Regions from separate parts of the Homo sapiens genome. Here region 1 is linked to region 2. The links are chromatin loops, found by intact Hi-C in ENCODE. Cell type or tissue: heart right ventricle. All regions are shown on one strand. Each heading gives the region's core, and the rest is flanking DNA. Links, peaks and the distances in the headings are about the cores only.

The links. A loop is a pair of places that touch in the nucleus more often than their neighbours do. Peaks named below come from ENCODE experiments on the same cell type or tissue, not always from the same donor. Only the 100,000 strongest peaks of a DNase experiment are listed, where the experiment ranks them.
Region 1: a loop joins it to region 2, with 2.9 times the contacts of the local background. A loop is called at or near these places in 13 of 110 quality-filtered maps.

What each region holds. Positions count from the first base shown.
Region 1 is chr15:64,661,666-64,670,004 of GRCh38, reverse strand. All of the region lies in intron 3 of ZNF609 (zinc finger protein 609), which reads right to left. Among named protein-coding and RNA genes, the nearest start is that of OAZ2, 37 kb to the left of the region's middle. RefSeq lists enhancers at 2,294-2,991, 2,992-3,691. In heart right ventricle, for the core only: no CTCF peak of the experiment used is centred there; no DNase peak of the experiment used is centred there.
Region 2 is chr15:64,205,857-64,214,195 of GRCh38, reverse strand. CSNK1G1 (casein kinase 1 gamma 1) reads left to right here. Exons shown (of 12, transcript NM_022048.5): 6 at 72-306; 7 at 6,602-6,687. Among named protein-coding and RNA genes, the nearest start is that of PPIB, 47 kb to the right of the region's middle. In heart right ventricle, for the core only: a CTCF peak has its summit at 4,265 (motif pointing left); no DNase peak of the experiment used is centred there.

The DNA of each region.
Region 1 (8,339 bases), core at 56-8,055, 460 kb before region 2:
TGTCACCACACCTGGATAATTAAAAAAATTTTTTTTTGGCCGGGAGTGGTGGCTCACGCCTGTAATCCCAGTACTTTGGGAGGCTAAGGCAGGCAGATCACTTGCAGCCAGGAGCTCAAGATCAGCCTGGCCAACATGGGGAAAACCTGTCTCTACTAAAATTACAAAAATTAGCTGGGCATAGTGGTGCATGCCTGTAATCCCAGCTACTCAGGAGAGTGAGGCAGGAGAATCACTTGAACCCAGGAGGTGGAGTTTGCAGTGAGCCAAGATTGCGCCACTGCACTCCAGCATGGGTGACAGAGTGAGACTCCGTCTCAAAAAAAAATAAAAAATAAAAAAATAAAGCTTTTGACTAGGTAATGTAGCCTTACTCCAAAATTCAAAAGGTAGTCCCCACACCTCAACCAAAAAAAATCTCCAACAAACCCTAATATAAAATGAAGTGTCCCTTCCATAACTGTTCTTCAGTCTTCCAGTTCCCCTACTTGGAAACATCCAAAAGTCTTCCACAGATATTTTATATGTATATATGCAAATATGTTCATATATTCTTCCTTAAATGATAGCAATATACACACAATGTTCTGCACACTGCTTTTTTCATGTACCCAAATATTTTGGATCATTCCATATGTGTAGACAGAGAACTACTTCATTCTTTTCAATGGCAGCATTTGAACGGACATTTAGGTTGTTTCAATCTTCTGCTATTACAAATAAACTGCAATGAATAATCTTGTACAAATGCTTCATTTTACCTACACAAATATGTCTGTAAGATGAATTCCTGTAAGTAAAACTGTTAATCACAGTGCACTTGTATTTGGAGTTCTCACAAATACGGCCAAACCACCTCCAAATTGCCTCAAAGAGGACATACTCATTCATATACCCATTTATAGTAGCCCATGAATACCTCTTGCCCTTTTCCTTTGGCAACATGATGTTCTCATTTTGTTCTTTGCCAATCTGATAAAAGAAAAATTATGTTTTATATAGGGTTTTTTTTTGGCATTTTAATTCCTTTTTTTTTTTTTTTTTTTTTTTTTGAGACGGAGTTTCGCTCTTGTTGCCCAGGCTGGAGTGCAATGGTGTGATCTCCGCTCACTGCAACCTCCGCCTCCTGGGTTCAAGCAATTCTCCGCCTCAGCCTCCCAAGTAGCTAGGATTATAGGCATGCACCACCACCCCCAGCTAATTTTGTATTTTTAGTAGAGACAGAGTTTCTCCATGTTGGTCAGGCTGGTCTCAATCTCCCGACCTCATGTGATCCGCCTGCCTCAACCTCCCAAAGTGCTGGGATTACAGGCATGAGCCACCGCACCTGGCTGGCATTTTAATTCTTTTAGAGACAATGTCTTGTTATGTTGCCCAGATTGGGCTCAAACTCGGGCTCAAGCTATCCTCTTGTCAAGACCATTTTGCCCAGGCTGGTCTTGAACTCCTGAGATCAAGCAATCCATCTGCCTTGGCTTTCCAAAGTGCTGGGATTATAGGTGTGAGCCACCACACTTGGCTCCATTCAGTCTTTTACCATTAAATATAATATTCAGTTTTAGCGCCATGTCTGGGATATTAGAGACAAAAAGAAAACCCAGGGAACTCATCACCATGTTGTTTCTAAGGTCTTGTGACCCATGGCTGGTCTGCCTTCTTTCTTCCACGTTTCACAGTCTTGTTGTATTTGTTTTATAAATAATTTCCAGAGTTTTTAGTTGTATTTAGGGGAGGAATAGGGAAAAATCTGTCTACTCCATCTTCTCTGAAGTGGAAGTCCTGGTTTTTATTGGTTATCTTTCTTAACATTAGATTTCTATTATTAACATTTTGGTTTGCAGCCTCATATTGAGTGGAATGTCTTTGTTATTACTTTTTCCCCTTTCTCTGTCTCATCACTTTGCAATTTCTTTCTTCTGGCCCCCTAGGGACTCAGTACAACAGGTCTTCAAATGGCCTATGCCACAGTGAAATTTAGGATATCACACTTCTATTCTAATAATGAATCAGGAGGCAGCTTGACACAGTCCTTCCCAACTCCTTAAAGCTTCCCTCCTCCACTCAACAATTAACTTATTTTAAGCCTCCTTTCATAAGGCTGGTTGGGGGTTAGCATCTCACTCTCCTGGCCTCACATTCTTAGTCTATGAGCTTTTTTAGTATCTATTTACTCCTCTGAAATCACCTCTCACGACTACTCTTTGTTCCCAGATCTGGAGGTCAGCCAGTCCACAGATTCAGCCCCACTTAGTGACTTGCATCTGTGTTTCTTTTTCTTTTTCTTTTTTTTTTGAGACAGAGTTTCACTCTTGTTGCCCAGGCTGAAGTGCAATGGCCTGATCTCAGCTCATTGCAACCTCCACCTCCTGGGTTCAAGTGATTCTCCTGCCTCAGCCTCCTGAGTAGCTGGGATTACGGCAGGTGCCACCATGCCCGGGCTAATTTTGTATTTTTTTTAAGCAGAGACAGGGTTTCACCATGTTGGTCAGGCCGGTCTCGAACTCCCGACCTCAGGTGATCTGCCCACCTCAGACTCCCAAAGTGTTGGGATTACAGGTGTTAGCCACCACACCCAGCTCCAAGGCATATTTTCTATGGAATATATCAAGACAATAAATCTGGGGGATCTGGAATTAGCTTTTGTTTGTCTACGGCCACCCACTAATAAAATACTTTTTGATTTGGCACTTCTAGGACATATCTCTAGTAACTCACTTATATTCATTTATTCTTCGACATACAATGTTGTCTAAAAATCACTGGACATGGAGTTAGAAAACCTCAGTGCAAATCCTGGCTTTGTTATAGTGTAACCTTGAACAAGTCACTTGGCTTCTACAAATCTCAGGGTTTTTTTGTTTGTTTTGTTTTTTTGAGACAGAGTCTCGCTCTGTCGCCCAGGCTGAAGTGCAGTGGCACGAATCTCGGCTCACTATAAGCTCCGTCTCCCGGGTTCACGCCATTCTCCTGCCTCAGCCCCCCGAGTAGCTGGGACTAGAGGCGCACATCACCACACCCGGCTAATTTTTGTTGTATTTTTTAGTAGAGACAGGGTTTACCATGTTAGCCAGGATGGTCTTGATCTCCTGATCTCATGATCCGCCCGCCTCGGCCTCCCCAAAGTGCTGGGATTACAGGCATGAGCCACCGCGCCTGGCCCAAATCTTAGATTTTTAAAAATATAGGATTAAGCCGGGTGCGGTGGCTCATGCCTGTAATCCCAGCACTTTGGGATGCCAAGGCGAGTGATCACTTGAGGTCAGGGGTCCAAGACCAGCCAGCCTGGCCAAGATGGTGAAACCCCATCTCTACTAAAAATACAAAAATTAGCTGGGCGTGGTGGTGGGCGCCTGTAGTCCCAGCTACTCAGGAGGCTGTGGCAAGAGAACTGCTTGAACCCAGGAGGTGTTCAAGGAGGTGTTGCAGTGAGCTGAGATTGTGCTACTGCACTCCAGCCTCGGCGACAGAGCAAGGCTTCATCTCAAAAAATAAATAAATACAATAAAGTAAAAAAGAAAAATAAAACTATTATGTGCTAGATGTTTTCATATTATCTTATTGAATATTTACAGCCTTAAATCACTTTTATTTTTATTTAATTATTTTTATTTTGGACAGAGTCTCGCTCTGTTGTCCAAGCTAGAGTGCAGTAGTGCAATCTTGGCTCACTGCAACCTCCGCCTCCCAGGTTCAAGCAATTCTTGTGCCTCAGCCTCCCAAGTAGCTGGGATTACAGGCGTGTGCCACCATGCATGGCTGATTTTTGTGTTTTTAGTAAAGACAGGGTTATACCATGTTGGCCAGGCTGGTTTTGAACTCCTGGCCCCAAGCGATCCACCCAACTTGGTCTCCCAAAGTGCTGAGATTACAGTAGTCACTAGGCCAATCACTTTTATTTTTATTTGTGTGTGTGTGTTTTTTTTTTTTTTTGAGACGAAGTCTTGCTCTGTTGCCCAGGGTGGAGTGCAGTGGCGCAATCCCTACTCACTGCAACCTCCGCCTCCTGGGTTCAAGCGATTCTCCTGCCTCAGCCTCCTGAGTAGCTGGCATTTGTTTATTTATTTTTTAATTTAATTTTTAATTTTAATTTTTATTTTTGAGATGGAGTTTTGCTCTTGTTGCCTAGACTGGAGTGCAATGGCGTGATCTTGGGTCATCGCAACCTCCGCCTCCCAGGTTCAAGCAATTCTCCTGCCTCAGCCTCCCGAGTAGCTGGGATTACAGGCATGTACCACCACGCCCAGCTAATTTTATATTTTTAGTAGATATGGGGTTTCTCCATGTTGAGGCTGGTCTCAAACTCCTGACCTCAGGTGATCTGCCTGCCTCGGCCTTCCAAAGTGCTGGGATTACAGGCATGCGCCACCGGGCCCGGCCCATTTGTTTACTTTTTATAATTTTTTCTGTTTGTTTAAAAATAGAGACAGAGTCTCACTATGTTACCCAGGCTGGTTTCAACTCCTGGTCTCAAGTGATCCTCCTGCCTTGGTTTCCTAAAGAGCTGGGATTACAGGCATGAGCCACGGCACCTGGTCTTAAATCACTTTTTGAGGAAGGCAGGCCATAAGTGGGTGCCAAAAATCCTGTCATATAAGGATTGTTAAGGCTACTTTGCAAAGGAGGAAATGATACACCAGAAAGGATAAATCATTTACTCAAGGGTTCACTATTAGTGGTCAGATCTTTCAGACTCTAAGGCCTGACACAGCTATCTCTAATGGATTCTGATTGTTTTCACACAATTTTCTTAGAATATCCTGTTACCTTCACCTTAGATAAAAGACACATACACATACAGGATTGCAGGGGGTCATCCAGAGGGGAAAAGGATAGGAATCCTATCCCTTTGCAGTGCCCTGGCATCTTAAGGGAAATGGCATCTCTCCTAAAGAAGTAATTAGGCTAAATTCTCTCTAGCTATTAGCAAAGTGATTTCAAATGGATGTCTCCCCCAAAAGGTGGCCTGCTCTGATTACTGCATAATCAATTTAATAGGAACAGAGTCCATTTATAGAGAAGGTAAGACTTAGAGATAGGCATCTCATTTATAAGGGCAGATGAGCACAGCTGTACACAGAGAGCAGGCACACAACTAGAAGATGAATCTCATTACTATTCTTGAAACAGCTGGGTGGGAACACATGTTTATAAATCAGGCTTCTTCCTTTGGTATAATCTGCAAACTTTAGCAATAATGAATGAGCTGAAGAGAAGACAGGTCAAACAAGGTGCTGGAAATGGGAGAAGGGAAGAGAAAAAATTATGATATGGAAAGACAAAATGGAGGCTTGTTTAAATGTCAAAGGAAACACACATTGATGAGGTTTAATAGTCTTCCTGCAAGGTTCCGAGTTGAGACAGCTGGAGAATAGGACGACAGGAAAGAAAAGCAGCAAATAACACTTAACAGACCAAGTTTCTCTATTAGGGGCTAGCTTTAGAGAAGCAAGTAGGCTGAAGAGAAAGAAAAACTGGTCTTCATCTTGGAAAACTTACTATTTTTCATAAGTGTTCACAAAATAAGGAAAGGCTCAGCATGTTTGAGGATAATACTGCTAAAAAACAGCAGTAATAAATAGTGCTCCGTGTTTCTCTAGAATCTTACTTTCAGATTTACCAAGTCTTATGGACATAATCTAAGTACCCATTATTAAGTTTTAGAGTACTCACTATTCTCCCTTCTTCAAGGTGATAAATATTGGAGCAGAGTAAAGGGAAAATGATGACATGTATGAGGCACTAGTCAGGTTCCCCTAGTTATTATTATTATTATTTTTGAGACAGAGACTCACTGTGTCACCCAGGCTGGAGTGCAGTGGTGCAATCTCGGCTCACTCCAGCCTCTGCCTCCCAGGCTCAAGCAATACTCCTGCCTCAGCCTCCCAAGCAGCTGGGATTACAGGTGTGCACCACCACACCTCGTTAATTTTTGTATTATTAGTAGAGATACTGTTTCACCATGTTGGTCAGGCTGGTCTCGAAGTCCTGCCTCAGGTGATCCACCTGCCTCGGGCTCCCAAAGTGCTGGGATTACAGGCATGAGCCACCACGACTGGCCAGGTTCCCACAGTTCTTAGGAGTGAAATGCTGAGACAAACTCAATCCCAAAGCAGCACTGCTTTGTTTCAGATAATAATTCAAAACCTCAAAACATTTGTGTAGTCAAGGCTGATCCAAGTATAATAGTAGAAAGAGAGAGAGAGATTTTTTTCTAGGCCCCTCATTTTTACTATTTCCATTAGTACATACTTTCTCTCAGGGATCTGGTACCTTCATGCTCAGCTCCTTCATGCTCAGACCAATTCCCTTCTTGAAACGCTTCCTTCACTTGGCTTCCAGAACACCATACTCTCCTGGTTTTCCTCCTATCTCTCTGGTCATTCCTCAGCATCTTTTGCTGGTACTTCATGTGTAGCTGATGACTCAAACTTCTATCCCTAGCCCCAACCTCTCCCCTAAACTCCAGATTCATGTATCTAATCACAAACTTGACATTTCCATTGGACGTCTAAATGGAGATCTCAAACTTAATATGTTCCAAACTGAGCTCCTGATACCCATCCTCTCCTTAACAACCCTCTCCTCCAAGAACAACAAAAACAACTTGCTCTGAATTCTCCCTATCTGAGGTAATGGCATGTGTACATCCTTCTAGGTGTTCAGGTCAAAACCCTTAGAGTTTTACTTGGTTCCTCTCCTACTATCCATGTCCCCACACCTGACCATCAGCAAATCTTTTTGGCTCAACCTTCAAAATATATCCAGATTTTGATCATTTCTCATTACCTCCACTTCTACTGCTCCAAGCACTCCTTAAATTATTGCAATAGCTTCCTAACTTGCTTCCATCTTTATCACTTTCTGACCTGTTCTCAACACAGAGACCAGAGAGATCCTGTTAAATAAAACCTCTCATATCCTATCATTTCTCTGTATAAAACCTTTTAGCTTTTGAACTCATACATACAGGTATAGGTGATACATACATCTGTATGTATCACCTATTCCCAAAAAAACACATAAAAATAGTTATTAGTTAGCCAAGCACGGTGGCTCATGCCTGTAATCTCAGCAATTTGGGAGGCCGAGGCAGGTGGATCATCTTAGGTCCGGAGTTCAAGACCAGCCTGGTCAACATGGTGAAACCCCATCTTTACTAAAAATACAAAAATTAGCCGGGCAGTAGTGGCGCGTGCCTGTAATCCCAGCTCCTGAGGAGGCTGAGGCAAGAGAATCGCGTGAGCCTGGGAGGCAGAGGTTGTGGTGATCCGAGATCGCGCCACTGCACTCCCGTCTGGGCAACAGAAAGAGACCCTGTCTCAAGAAAAAAAAAATTATTAGTTTTAGTAGAAATATCTCAATGTTTTAAAAATGCTTCATGGCCAAGCATGGTGGCTCATGCCTGTAATCTCAGCATTTTGGGAGGCCAAGGTGGGAGGATTGCTTGAGCATAGGAATTCGAAACTAGCCTGGGCAATGTAGTGAGACCCTGTCTCTAAAAAATTCTTTAAATTATCTGGGCTTGTTGGCATGTGCCTGTAGTGCCAACTACTATGGAGGCTGACATGGGGGGATCACTTGAGCCCGGGAGATCTAGGCTGTAATGAGTTGAGATGTTGCCCCTGCACTCCAGCCTAATTCACAGAGGAAAAAAAAAAGATGGGGCCTAATTCTCATCCCCTGGAGTGTGAGCTGCCTTTAGCAACTTGCAGAAGTGATGGTGCATGACTTTTGAGACAAGGTGATAAAAGGTATTATTGGGGGTTCCTCCTTGCTTTCTCTCTGGGATTTCTTCCCTTAGGGATGACAGCAGCCATTTTGTGAGAACACTTAAGCAGCCCTATGGAGAAGTCCACGAGGCCAGCAACTGAAGCCCTCTGCCAATAGTCATGTAGTGAAGCAACTTGGAAGAGGATCCTCCAGCCCCAGATATGCTTTCAGATGATGGCAGCCCCAGTCAACAACTGACTACAACCTCATGAGAGACCCTGAGTCAGACCACCCAGTTAAGCTACTCCTGAATTCCTGAGCCACAGAAACTCTGTGAGATAATATTTATTGTTTTAGACAACTATGTTTTAGGTTAATTTGTTACATAACAGATAACCTGGAATAATGTCTACCCTAGGTAGACAAATAATTCATTCCTACCTTGAACGAATATTTATTGAGCATCTATTATTTGCCAAGCATTCTGTGAAGTATTGAAGTTACAAAAACAGTGAAGAAATGCTGAGGTCCACTCCTGGGTTGGCAGCAAATGTTTATTAAGAGCCAACTTTATGGAATGTGCTGGACTAAGTACTAGAGAATAAGGATAAATAAGGCCAGATGCTTGC
Region 2 (8,339 bases), core at 312-8,311:
AAAGAAACTGTTTTGATGTATTTTCCTGATATACTTCTTTACAGTCTTTCTATCATTTGTTTCTCTTTCAGCTTTCTCGAATGGAATACGTGCACTCAAAGAACCTCATTTACCGAGATGTCAAGCCAGAGAACTTCCTGATTGGTCGACAAGGCAATAAGAAAGAGCATGTTATACACATTATAGACTTTGGACTGGCCAAGGAATACATTGACCCCGAAACCAAAAAACACATACCTTATAGGGAACACAAAAGTTTAACTGGAACTGCAAGATATATGTCTATCAACACGCATCTTGGCAAAGGTGTGTTTTTTTCTGTTCCATGAAAGGGGCGAGTCATTAGAACAGTTTATTATTTCTGTAACATTATATCCCCATTGTGCATTACAACTTGTGGTTTTTATTGTTTCACAAGGTTGAGTGATTTTTATACATGAGAAGTTGAGATGGTAAGTTAATGACTTTTCAAAGAATCCTATAGACTATGCATAGGTTCTTAATTCTTTACACTGTTTCCAAATGTTTAGTTTCTGAGCAGTGTGAGTACTTGAATTATTGTAAAAAGAGGATAGCATTTTAATGAGTTTAGTAATGAATTTGGTATTTACTTATGTATGACCCTATATATGATAGTCCTGAAGAGGACATCAGGCTGGGTCAGCGGTGGGGAAGAGTGCCTCACTAAAAATGGAGTAGACTTCTGTTCACTGCACATAGTTCTGCACAGAAGTCTTCAAGGAAGAGCTTCTGTCTTATTCAGTGAAAATATACTTGGTTTACCATTAGTCTTGCAATTTACTCAGGATAAACAACCTGCACAAATATTGTTAAATGCTCTAATCAAGGCAGAAGACCTTACCTGTGAGGAACTAGCCCAAGGGGGAGAGTATTTGTCAGAGAAGCCTAAGGAACAGTGGGGAGACCAAGCAGGCAGAGCCCTAGGCTTATCCACTTCAAAAAAGCCTCCCTTTTTTATGTTTCATATATTGGGCTTCCATGGAAGATTCTATTTGAAGAAAAGACTCCTAGGTGATTGAAAAAAACATGTTTGAAAATCAACATTCTAGAGAGTAGACAAGCAGAATATTCTCAGATTCCATACTCCTAGGCAGAAATAATTATAAAATATTCTTAAATATTAGTGAACTATTGCACACTAAGATGTATTTTATTTTATTTATTTTTTTGAGATGTAGTCTCGCTCTATCACCCAGGCTGGAGTGCAGTGGCACGATTTCGGCTCACTGCAACCTCTGCCTCGCGGGTTCAAGCAATTCTCCTGCCTCAGCCTCCCGAGTAGCTGGGATTACAGGCATGCATCACCACACCTGGCTAATTTTTGTCCTTTTAATAGAGACGGGATTTCACCATGTTGGCCAGGCTGGTCTTGAACTCCTGGCCTTAAGTGATCTGCCTGCCTCGGCCTCCCAAAGTGCTGGGATTACAGGTGTGAGCCACCGTGCCCAGCATATTTATTTTATTTTTAGAGACAGAATCTCACTCTCACTCAGGCTGGAGTGCAGCAGTGTGATCATAGCTCACTATAACCTCAGTCACCTGAGCTGGAGAGATCTTTCTCAGCCTCAGTAGCTAGGGTTACAGGCGCATGCCATCATGCCCAGCTAACTTCTAAATTTTTTTATAGAGATAGAGTCTCACTGTGTTCCCCAGGCGGGTCTCAAACTCCTGGTTTCAAGAGATCCTGTTGCCTCAGCCTCCCAACACACTGGGATTATAGATGTGAGCCACCATGCCTGGCCTGCACATTAATAAGTATTTTAAAGACTAATGTAATATCTACTAAGTTCCCTCATTGAGTAAACTACACAGGTTATTCACCTGAGGAATTCAAGTGATAGTGAAGAGTAAAAAATGGCATTACAAAGTAGTATGATACAATTCGATTTGAAATTATGATGTTATCAAGATTTTTTCAGTAACCACATGGAAATCCTCACTTAAGTAAATGTAATACTTTAAAATTAGACTAGAGGTCCTCTGGTACTTACTATCAGCGTTACTTTGGACAAGTTACTTAATCTCACTGAAACTCCTCTGTAAAATGAGGGTAATGCTTCACAGGGATATTTTGAGGGTTGAATGGATAATATATGTGAAAGCACCATGTCTGACATAGGTCTCTTGCATAGTGCTCAGCATCCCCTTCTTCCTTCACAATGACAAGTAATTTTCCATTTTACAAGGAAACAAAAACTGTATCTTAAATAATAAACTTAAGATTATGTGGTTTAACTGACAAACTCTAGAAGTTGTTTTAATGCCCACTTCCTGGGCTCAGCCATTTGTGTACTAATTTTATTGTTCTTAAGAGGAAAGACAAGAACAGACAAGGGATGGGTGTTCATGTTATGTTTGTATAAGATACAGAGTAGTGGTTAAGAAAAAGGATGCAAATCCTGGCGCTCTTTCTTAATAGCTATGTAATTTTGATCCAATAACCTTCTTCCCTCAGCCTCGGTTATCTCATGTATAAAATGGGTATGATAATTATGCCTGTAATATATGGTTCTATGAGATAATGTATGTAAAATGTTTAGCATAATGCCTGATAATAGTAATATCAGTCCATATTGTAATTATCCCGATTATTATTTATTCAACAAAATCTGTTTTAAGCATCTACTGTGCATCAGTCTGTTTCATCTCTTGGTGTACTGCCATTCCTGCCGGGACTTTTGAGTTTACCCCCAGACTTGGCTTACTGAGTACCAGAGTTTTTCAGGTCAAATCTAACCTGTCATCATATTTTGTGCTCTCTGCATTACAGAGAATACATAAAGAAAGTTGTCACTGCTTTTTAAACTCTTTCCCATGCCTCAAACGATAGAAGTTTTTGTAGGAACTCTAATGCTATTGGTTTTTAAATGTGTTGCATTTTTTTGTGTTGCAAAGAAGAAATGACTGAGATGTGTATTTTCAAATGGCTTTGAGAAAATCACTTCTTAATTTTACAGAGGAGGAGGACAAGAGAAGAAGCCTCCTAAACCTTGCATTAGTTGCCACATCAGAGTAGCCACACTTACTTAGTCCATTTTGTGTTGCTATAAAGGAATACCTGAGGCTGGGTCATTTTATAAAGAAAAGACCTTTAAATTTGGCTCAGGGTTCTGCAGGCTGTACAAGAAGCATGGCACTGGCATCTGCATCTGGTGAGGGCCTCAGGGGCCTCATGCTGCTTCCACTCATGGTGTAAGGGGAAGGGGAGCAGCCAGCATGTGCAGATCACATGGGAAGGGGGGTGCTAGGCTCTTCTCACCAACCTGCTTTCTTGGGAACTCATCCCTAAGGGAGGTCGTTAATCAGTTAATGAGGGATATACCCCCATGACCCAAACACCTTCCATTTGGCCCAGCTTCGAACATTGGGATCAAATTTCAACGTGAGGTTTGTGTGTGTTGGGGGGTCCGGGGGAAGGACAGAAATCCAGACCATAGTAGCCACCTTCCCACTGATTAAGCTTTTACTGAGAAGCCCAATTTATATTATTTAATGGTTGAAATTAGGGTGAGAACACTGGGTTACCTTGCTCCCTGCCTTCAACAAATATATTTAACCTAAAATCAGGGATGTTATGCATGTAAACCAAGCACATCTTTCTGATTGGATGAAAGCACACCTTTCAACCAATCAGAAGAATTGAAGAATTTTGTGTCCTGCTGGTCTCACTGGTATTGGAAACCTTTCTTCTTTGAAAATGAAAATATGCTGCATGAAAAAATGAGGGCATGTAGAAATAATGAATTGGACAAGTGTGGAGTGTTCAAAGTCGTATGAAAATAAAGCATGCTCTGGTTTTCACTCTTATTTTTTTCCTGAAAGGCCCTAAAGGCTTAAGTTATCAGATTATTTTAGAATTTTAGAGCTGGAAAATGACTTTTCAAATTCTCCCCAGATTGAACACTTTATTTTCAGATGAGGAAACTGAGACCCAAAGTAGGTGACTTGACCATGCTTAATTTCACTGGATTAAATTAGTGGAAAGGATAAACCAAGATCTAGATACCTAAATCGTTGAGCTGATTTAGGTACCCTTATTTTGGGTACCTTATTTAGGTACCCTTCCTGATTTAGGAACCCTTATTTTTCCTATTGTCCCATATTCTATAGTTCTTTTTCATAGTTCTCAGGATTTGAAAAGTTACTTTATTACTTATTCCAGTGAGTTTTAAAAATATATTAATCTCATAATTTATTTTGCTGTGAAATCTTTTTTCTGTAGGCCTGATCAATATTGAAAATGTGGAGAGTTTTCGCCCTCTAGTGCTCAACTGTTTAAAATTCAAACATTTGTCCAGTGAATTTTTAATAACCAAGGGGCTTCTTGTTACAGGAAGTGGATATAAAAATGGAGAGGCAATGAGTAGGTGTGATACAGTATGAGAAACTGCAGAGTCGTTTCTCTATCTGCCCTGCTTTGTGGGAGGCCTCCACTCAACTCTCCTTGTTCTTTTCTCTTTTTCATTTGTGCATCCTTAGGTTGTGTCAACAAACTGTTTTTGTATAACTGCTTTTTTTTTCAATTATGAATATTTTATTGCAAACTTCAGACAAGCCATGTAGACAAAGGATTCTGATGGTCATGCTGTTTTCATTCTTTTTAAGATTGTTTCAATTGTTGTATACCAACTCAGTTTTATGTTATTTATCTCTGTCAGGGTACCTCTCCTTCCCATTAGTAACCATCTTTTTACAACCTCCATCAAATCATTATTTAAAAAGTTGCCTTTTCTTTCTTCATCTACCCTGTAGACTACTATTCTTTTTCATGCAAATTCCCTATAATTTAAGGCAATAGTTAAACATGTTGCACTTCTGTATTTTGAGTTAGCTGAGTGGCTTTCTCTGGCTCTCTTGGGTTTTACTTTCTGTACAAAGAAAGCACAATCAAGTTGAAGGTAGCCTCTTAGTCTTGCTTCTGTAGTTTATTCAGATAAAGCCCTAAACTTGATTCTGAAAAATAAACACATAAAATGTCTGAGATGGGCCAGGTGTGGTGGCTCACACCTGTAGTGCCAGCACTTTGGGAGGCCAAGGCTGGTTGATTGCTTGATTGGCCCAGGAGTTCAAGACCAGCCTGGGAAACATGGCAAAACCCAGTAACTATAAAAAATACAAAAAGTAGCCAGGGATGGTGGTGCATGCCTGTAGTCCCAGCTAGTGAGGAAGCTGAGGTGGGAGGATCACTTGAGCCCAGGAGGGCGAGGCTGCAGTGTCCAAGAACATGCTACTGTACTCTAGCCTAGGCAACAGAGCGAGACCTTGTCTCAAAAAAAAAAAAAAAAGAAAAAAGAAATCTGAGACTAAACCATAATTGGCAAATTCAAAATGAATGCATGGACTGGGTGCAATGGCTCACATGGGTAATCCCAGCAGTTTGGGAGGCTGATATGTTAGATTTGCTTGAGGCCAGGAGTTTGAGACCAGCTTGAGCAACATAGCGACATCCCATCTTCACAAAAAATAAAAATAAATAAATTAGCCGAGTGTGGTTCCACACACTTATATTCCTAGCTACTCAGCTGAGGCAGAAGGGTCCCTTGGGCTCAGGAATTTGAGGCTGCAGTGAGCCATGATCACAACACTGCACTCAAGCCTAGGAAACAGAGCAAGGACTCTGTCTGTAAAAAAGAATAAAGAAACGAAGGTGTGTACTACTTAGATTCTAACAATCAAAGAATGTGTAGGATGTTTTCTGAGATGAAGTTGCAGTTTTTTGTTAACTATTTTGCAGTTCTTTGTCATCTTCACCTTCCCAATTAAAAGGAGAGAAAAACCCAGCAACTTGTTTTAGATACGCTTCCAGAATGCAGGGACTTTGATTTTTTGTTTTATTTTGTTTTGGGATGAGGTCTCATTATGTTGCCCAGGCTTATCTCGAACTCCTGGGCCGAAGCGATCCTCTCACGTCAGCCTCTTAAGTAGCTGGCACTACAGATGTGTGTAGCCTTACCCATCTAATTTTGAGGAGACCTTAGTAATAAATTCTAAAATGTTTTTGAGGTTATAGGACATGGTACAAATTGAATGGGAGCCAAGAGAGTATGTACTGATGTTCATTGATATGAAACTTAATTTTAAGTGTTAATTTTTATGATGAATAAAAAGCACTTGGCATGTTTGCTAGGCATTTTGCAGCTTGTATCTTTGCAGGCCTAGCCAGAATGGACTGTTTTAACAGTTTGGGTTGCTTAATCTGCTGCTCACTCTCTGGTGGTAACTAAAAGGTAATTGTAGCCCATATACTGGAAATAGCATTTCATTAAAATTTTATCACTTTCAGGAAGGTGACAGCATTGAGTGAGGGGTGGAAATTCACTGTTTAGTGATTTGGGCTTGGTTTTAATTCAGAATTTGCTCTTTTCTCTTGATATTTACTTACCATCAACAGATCTAGGCAAAGGAAGTACACATCGGTTTAGGGTTTTGATCTAAAATACTATCCTTGGTTTAAATATACAAGTAATTAGTAAGCAGAGCCTTTCCAGAGCCGAAGGGTTTCTGAAGGGATTACTTGGTTTTGAACCTCTTTCTGCTTTAATAACTGCAAACATAATGTGTGATCTGTCTTCCCTTTTAGAGCAAAGCCGGAGAGATGATTTGGAAGCCCTAGGCCATATGTTCATGTATTTCCTTCGAGGCAGCCTCCCCTGGCAAGGACTCAAGGTATCCTTGAAAGTGTTCAGTGGAGGGCTTTGTTTCAATGCTCAGTTGTTAATGAAGGAGCCTCTGGCTTCATGTTTTTAAGAAATGTGTAGGGGGCTGGCCAGATGCGGTGGCTCATGCCTGTAATCCCAGCACTTTGGGAGGCTGAGGTGGGAGGATTGCTTGAGTCCAGGAGTTTGAGATCAGCAACATAGTGAGACCCCATCTCTATTTAAACATAAACAAATAAATATTTTTTTAAAACAACACACAAAAAGGATTATTGGCTAATTGGCTCTGGAGATAAGAAGCAGGGACTAATTACATTAGTCTACATTATAAATGCTCTCCTGGGCTTTGGAAACTGTTTTGTTCACATTTGTCTTCCGTTTCTTAATTTTTCCTTGTTCTTGGATTTTCCATGATCTTTTCCCTCATTTCCTCCCAGGCTTGACAGTGCTGCTTTTCTCTCTGTGTTGGTATTCCTCCTCCACTACCATTATGTAGCAGGAGGAGTGTTCCCAGTATGTAAGGGAATTTCTGGAACAAATTGTTGACAACAGCTGCTACACATTTTACCAGAAAGGCCAGCAGGGTGTACTCCTCAGGAAAACTTGGAAAATATTTGTTTATCCTATGTAGGCTAAGAACTCACCTGAACTAAAATGAAAATCCAGGTTTAAGATTGCTTTTCAAGTGTATTATTGAATAAATGCCTATTCAGACAATATCTATTCATTGCAAAATGTGTAGAGTTTAAATAGCCTTCCTTAGGTAGGTGTCAGTACAGTGGTTACATGTCAGTTTACTATTATAATTATGAGCATTATCATTACTCTGTGCCTTTGGCTGTTTGGCTAGGAAATGGTGAGCTTCTAACCCATTGTAAGTCCCATTAGTATCTTGTGAGACTTTTTTTTTTTTTTTTTTTTTTTTTTTTTTTGAGACAGAGTTTCACTCTGTTTCCCAGGCTGGGCTCGCTGCAACCTCCACCTCCCAGGTTCCAGCGGTTCTCCTACCTCAGCCTCTTGAATAGCTGGGATTACAGGTGCATGCCACCACGCCCAGCTAATTTTTTGGTTTTTGTTTTGAGACGGACTCTCGCTTTGTTGCCCAGGCTGGAGTGCAGTGGTGCAATCTCGGCTCACTGCAACCTCCGCCTCCTGGGTTCAAGCAATTCTCCTGCCTCAGCCTCCTGAGTAGCTGGGACTACAGGCACACGCCACCACACCCGGCTAATTTTTGTATTTTTAGTAGAGACGGGGTTTCACCATATTGGCCAGACTGGTCTCAAACTCCTGACCTTGTGATCCGCCTGCCTCGGCCTCCCAAAGTGCTGGGATTACAGGCGTGAGCCACTGCACCCAGCCAATTTTTTGTATTTTTAGTAGAGACGGGGTTTCACCATGTTGGTCAGGCTGGTCTCGAGCTCCTGACCTCAAGTGATCACCCATCTAGGTCTCCCAGAGTGCTAGGATTACAGGCATGAGCCATCGCGCCTGGCCCAAGACATATTTTTTGGTTGTAATTTATTTCAACATATTAATATGGAAAGAAACTTAATCAGTAGTTTGGGGTACTCCTACACCCCCTCTTCCAGAAAGGCAGGATGGTTCATTTTGCTGTAGGCTTTCTAGACTATTGTCCTAAAACGTAAGACTTCCACCCATTCC